Linked DNA regions of Homo sapiens: region 1 is linked to region 2. Evidence: chromatin loops called from intact Hi-C (ENCODE). Cell type or tissue: mammary epithelial cell. All regions are shown on one strand. Links, peaks and the distances in the headings refer to the core of each region. The heading gives the core; the rest is flanking DNA. Region 1 has its middle 150 kb from the start of OSTF1. Region 2 has its middle 98 kb from the start of OSTF1.

What was found. Peaks named below come from ENCODE experiments on the same cell type or tissue, not always from the same donor. Only the 100,000 strongest peaks of a DNase experiment are listed, where the experiment ranks them.
Region 1: it touches region 2 in a loop (9-fold over the local background); 20 of 110 quality-filtered maps call a loop at or near these places.

What each region holds. Positions count from the first base shown.
Region 1 is chr9:75,237,196-75,240,115 of GRCh38, reverse strand. No RefSeq gene overlaps it. Among named protein-coding and RNA genes, the nearest start is that of OSTF1, 150 kb to the right of the region's middle. In mammary epithelial cell, for the core only: a CTCF peak has its summit at 1,572 (motif pointing right); DNase peaks (open chromatin) are centred at 745 and 1,575; H3K27ac peaks cover 704 bases.
Region 2 is chr9:75,185,279-75,188,198 of GRCh38, reverse strand. No RefSeq gene overlaps it. Among named protein-coding and RNA genes, the nearest start is that of OSTF1, 98 kb to the right of the region's middle. In mammary epithelial cell, for the core only: CTCF peaks have their summits at 1,226 (motif pointing left) and 2,415 (motif pointing left); no DNase peak of the experiment used is centred there.

The DNA.
Region 1 (2,920 bases), core at 321-2,820, 52 kb before region 2:
CCTGACTAACATGGTGAAATCCCGCCTCTACTAAAAATACAAAAAATTAGCCAGATGTGGTGGTGGGCGCCTGTAGTCCCAGCTATTGGGGAGGCTGAGGCAGAAGAATGGCACGAACCCAGGAAGCAGAGCTTGCAGTGAGCTGAGATCGCGCCACTGCACTCCAGCCTGGGTGACAGAACGAGACTCCATCTGAAAAAGAAAAAAAAAAAGATGGAGAGAGCAGAAGCCCCTTTTCAATCATTTATTTTTTTAATTTCTGTGAGAATCAATTATATAGAAGCACTGTATTAGGTACATAGCCAAATGAATGAGTGAGCAGGTTACTGCCTGAGAAGGCTTAACAGTCTAGTGGGGCAGAAAGAAGTGTTATTAGTATTACAGTGTCTAAATGGTACAACAAAGCACTTGGGAAAGAGAGAAGAAAGAGAACAGGGCTTGATTCAGATGAACAGAAGAGTCAGGATTCACAAAAGAGAGGTGGTCTTCACTGAGAAGATGGGAGCTACTGAAAGGATAACTGAGCAAAGCCATGCCAGCCGCCAATCCACTTGCATATTGTATACTAAGCAGGCAGAAAGCCAGAGAAAGCTTCCATGGGATTTATCCCCTCTCCATGTGGCTTCATATGTGTAAGGAAAATGGCCGTGCTTTAGTCAGGAACAGGCCGAGGCAGCCTTCTGATGCAACATGACTCAGAGGGTTTGGAGTGCAGGCGCACGGTTCCACATGTTATGTAACCATGCCACATGAGGCACATTATGTAACCACACCATGTGAGGTGCATTAAGTAACCACTCAAGTGCCCTCACGCTTGGCTTGGAGCCACTATTGTCTGTAAAAGGTATAACTACCTTGCTGATGCTGTACATATGGCTTGCTTGTGCCCACAGCCCACTTGCACCCAGAGAGACAATAAAGCCATGTTGAAATTCCTTGCAATTCTTCGAATGTTCTTTCAGCTGCCTGCCACTTGTCCACCCACTCCCCTCAGACCTCAGTTAGAACCTGACAATTGGCACTATGAGCAGAATCCCAAGGTGAGTGAGCCTTAAGTCTCTGCTGATTCCAGGTTGGCTATGTGGCCACAACATGGATTGTGGGAACTGGTGGCAGATGTGCTGCTCGGATGGGCTCTGGTGGAAACCTGGGCAGTGGTAGATGGGTCCCCCACAAGTGTGGAGAAAGAGCTGAAACAGCTGGAAGCACAGAACACCGAGAAGGAACCAACCTTTGCCGGCAGAGTTGGATGGGTGTTTGAGACTGTGCTGTGGGAAGTGCATGCTCAGTTCCTACAGGGTGCCACACAGACCTGTGGGAATTAAACAGTGCCACCAGCATCCAGGGGAACCTCTGCCCGCCTGGATGCTTCATCTGTGGGACAAGGGGGCAAATAGTATATTCCATTCCGCCTGAGATGGAAAAACTTGCCTCTGTTATGACACCCCTCCCTCCATCAGCGACTGCTAATAAGTAGGTGGTTGGCACAAGGGCAAGGTGACCACACGCTGATTGAGTGAATATAGGCAGCCATATGGACTGTGTAGGATGCCAGTGAAATACCAAAAGATGTCAGTAGATGGCAGTTGTACACAGACTTGGTGCAAGTCGTTCAGGAGAAGGATAATGCCGCGCAACCCAGTCCTGCCCAGGCATTCTAGCTCAAAGACTAAGTGCTGTAGCTGGGTGGGGGTGTAGAGCCTTTTCCGTTTGATTAGGGAACTAGCCAAGGTGCCCAGCTTGGGGGCACACCAGACGACCAGCAGTCACATGTGAAATTAGCAATCCTCTGATCCTCCACCAACGTATAGCAAGTGTTAGTGCTGGTAGATCCCAGCACAAATACATTCTGGGGGTGGATATTCTACATGGCTTGGCCTTACAAACCATTTGATGGACTGCTTGATGATGGAATTGGGACAGTACCACTATGTGGTAGACTTGGCGAATGCATTCTTTTCCAGAGAGCCAGGAACAGTTTGCCTTCATGAGAGGGTGACAATGGACTTTCAGTGTTGCTGCAGGGCTATGTGCAGAGCCCCACCATATGTCGTGATCTTGATATTATGCTAACCTCTGATTCTTTTGCAGATTTAGAAGTGGCAACACTCCTCTTTCCTGGGATTGGAATGGTGCAGCTGAGACCACTTTCCTGGCAGCCAAGCAGGCACAAGCCCTATAGGTAATTATCCAGAGGCACCCATTTAAACTCGATGTGAATGTGACCACAGATAGTTTTGGCTGGAGCTTATAGCAGCACATGGAGCACTTAAGAATGCCAGTTGGCTTTTGGTCCCGACTACGGAAAGGAGCTGAGCTCCAGTATTCATTGATAGAGAAGCAGTTAATAACTGCATATGCTACCCTTCAGGTTCAGGAGTGTGTGACCAGACAGGCTACAATCATTATGTGCCTGATTTACCCAATAGCAGGATGGGTGCATTCATGGGTAAAGACCCCCCAAGACTGGAACGGTGCAGACATACACTTTGGCAAAGTGGGGCGCCTACTTGGAGCAGTGGAGTATGCTGAGTACAAGTCCCTTATCAGCAGAGTTGCAAGAGGTCTTGGGACCTGCAGCCCTAATGCAAGATAAGGCCATGGGGCCTGAGGCACCCCTAGACCCTGAGCCTTCACCATTTAAGGAAGGGCATCCCCTCATTCCTGATGGGGCATGGTACACAGATGAGTCTAACCAAGGTGCTGCTATTTGGACCACTGTTACCGTCCAGCCTAGTACTGATACCATGCGGTATGAAACTGGATGTAGGTGAAGTAGCCAATGGGCTGAATTTAGAGCAATCCTGATGGTGATCACCAAGGAGGTGACACCTGTGGTAATCTATACTGATAGCTGGGTGATCTGTCGAGGCTTAACCTTGTGGTTAACCACTAGAAGTTACAGAAGTGGCCAGTTGGT
Region 2 (2,920 bases), core at 187-2,686:
GATAAAACCCACCATAACCAAGATGGTGACAAGAGTGACCTCTGGTAGTCCTCGCTGCTACACTCCCACCAGCGCCATGACAGTTTACAAATGCCATGGCAACAACAGGTTACCCTGTGTGGTCCAAAAAGGGGAGGCATGAATAATCCACCCCTTGTTTAGCATATCATCAAGAAATAACCATAAAAGTGGGCAACCACCAGCCTTCAGGGCTGCTGTGTCTATGGAGTAAGCATTCTTTTTTTCTCTACTTTCTTAATAAACTTGCTTTCACTTTACGGACTCACCCTGAATTATTTCTTGTGCAAAATCCAAGAACCCTCTCTTGGGGTCTGGATCAGAACCCCCTCTCCGGTAACAACAATAGTGATTCTCAAAATGTGGTTCCCAAATCAGCAGCACTAGCATCACCCGGGAACTTGTCAGAAATGCAGATTGAGCTCTGGCGACCAGAAGTCTAAAGTCAAGGTGTTGGCGTGGCGCGACCTCACTCCCTCCCAAGGCTCCCCGGTTCCTTGCCTCTTCCAGTTTCTGGTGTCTGTTGGCATTCACTGTGGCTGCATCCCTCCAATCTCTGCCTCCGTCTTCACATGGCTCTCTCATCTGTGTGTCCGTGTCTTCCCTTCTTCTGTCCCTTACAAAGACACTTGTCATTGGATGTAGGGTCCACTTGGTAATCCAGAATGATCTCATCTTAAGATTCTTAACTTAATTACACCTGCAAAGACACCCTTACCCTCACATTCATAGGTTCTGGGGACATATTTTTTTGGGGGACACCATTCAACCCACTACAACACTCAAGTTTGAGAAGCAGTGGTAGAGGCAGAATGAATGAGGAAATTCCACATGGAAAGGTGCTCCCTTCAATTTCACAAAAATCCCCCCCCCCTTTTCATTTTCTCCTCTTGTTCACTTCTTTCTCTTCCTTTTATTCACTTGATTGTTATGTGTTTCTATTTCTTTTCCACTATTTTTTTTTTCCTCATATTCCTTGAGAAAAAATTTTTCCATTACTTTTTGACTCTTATAGCCCCGTTCAGGCTGCAAACTGCATTTCCGTTTTAGAAGAAAATTCAGAATAGTGAAACAAGGCTTCCTTTTTTGGGTGAAATATCAAAAATCATATTTCACATAAAATGTGATCAAATCTGATTTTAGAATTAATACTACAGATAAATGCTGTAGATGGTTTAGTAATTCTGTTTTTCCCATTGCAACCAGTGTCCTCTAGTGGTCAATGTTGGAATTGATAGTAAAAAATAAACATTTTCATCTCTTTTCTTGCTTACTGATTAAATAACATATGTTGAGAAAGCAATGTGTGTCAGATACTGTAGATGTCTATATAAGACACCTAGACAAATAAAATTAAGATGCCGTCCTTCAAAAGCTCGACTTTTTCCTGTATTATTTCAGAGATGCTGGAATATTTGATTGGAATATTTATTTCATTAAAATCTATGAAAACCATTTCAAGTTCATTAGTGTAACTATGCAGACGTTCTAGCAAGCAATTTTTTTTGTCCAGAGGGATAATTCCAAGAAACTTTATAATGTATGAAAAATGAATGAAATATACAACATAACTCAGGTCAGAAACACTTGGTGTGATGATTTAATAAATTGTACATGCCAATATAAAAATTTTAACTCTTTGAAACCCCTTTATCTCTCATGTTAATCCTTATATCTCTTTTATGTTTTGAAGAATAGCAAATTGGTTCAAGAGTGCACTAATCAAGCACACACATTTTACTCTCTTTCCTCCCCAAATCCCATGGAAATAAAAATAAATAAATAAAATAAACATGAGAATAAATCTGTAAAGAATTGAATCATGGGAAACTGGCATCACCAGACCAAAAGTAAGTGCAATTTTGACTAAATGTATGGGGTAAGTGTATAGCAGAGTCATGTCAGGCATGGGAATTCCTGATCTGAGTAGGGTTTTCCAAGAGTTGTATTGGTCTTCATAAGACAAGGAGGTACTTAGGGGTGAAGAGGCCATAGCAGGAAGGGAAGCTGGGGGAGTGTTCATGTGGAGAGCCCAGCTTCTGAGATGCTTTCCTCTTAAACCCCAATAAAAGAATCTTCCAGTTAGAAATCTAGTCTTTCCCCTCCTACACTATAATTCCCTCTTTTAAACTTTTCCTATCCTTCAGTAGATAAATTCTTATTGTTATGGGCTAAGTTGTATCCCCAAAAATGCATGTGTTGAAGTCCTAACCCCCAGTACCTCGGAATATGACTGTATTTGGAGGTAGGGTCTTTAAAAAGGTAAGTAAGGTAAACTGAGGTCATATGGGAAGGCCCTAATCCAATATAACTGTTTCATAATAAGAAAAGGAGACTAGGAAGCCGGCAACACACAGACTGAGGGACAAGCACGACAGGGCACAGCAAGAAGGCCGCCACCTGCAGGTCAAGGAAAGAAGCTTCACTGTAAAACAACTCTGCTGACACCTTGATCTTGGACTTCCAACTTGCAGAACTGTCAGAAAATAAATTTCTGTTGTTTAAGCCACCCACTCTGTGGTAATTTGTTATGGCAGCAAACTAATACACATATTCACCTGCAGAGCCTGGTGGAATAATCTTAGAGAGGCTGCACAGGACAATTCATAAAAAGTGAATGAAAGGGAGTCCCAATACCTCGTTATCACACTGGCACCCCTCAAGAGGGATCCTTATTATTTCAAGTCTATGAGCTGTAGCACAATGCACAGGACAATTCATAAAAAGTGAATGAAAGGGAGTCCCAATACCTCGTTATCACACTGGCACCCCTCAAGAGGGATTCTTATTATTTCAAGTCTATGAGCTGTAGCACAATGCAGTCTGCAGAAAGACGAGGAAATTTTAGAAAGAGCAGTAAAGCCAAGATGTTCAGAAGCATCCCTGAGTGGACAACTGGAGA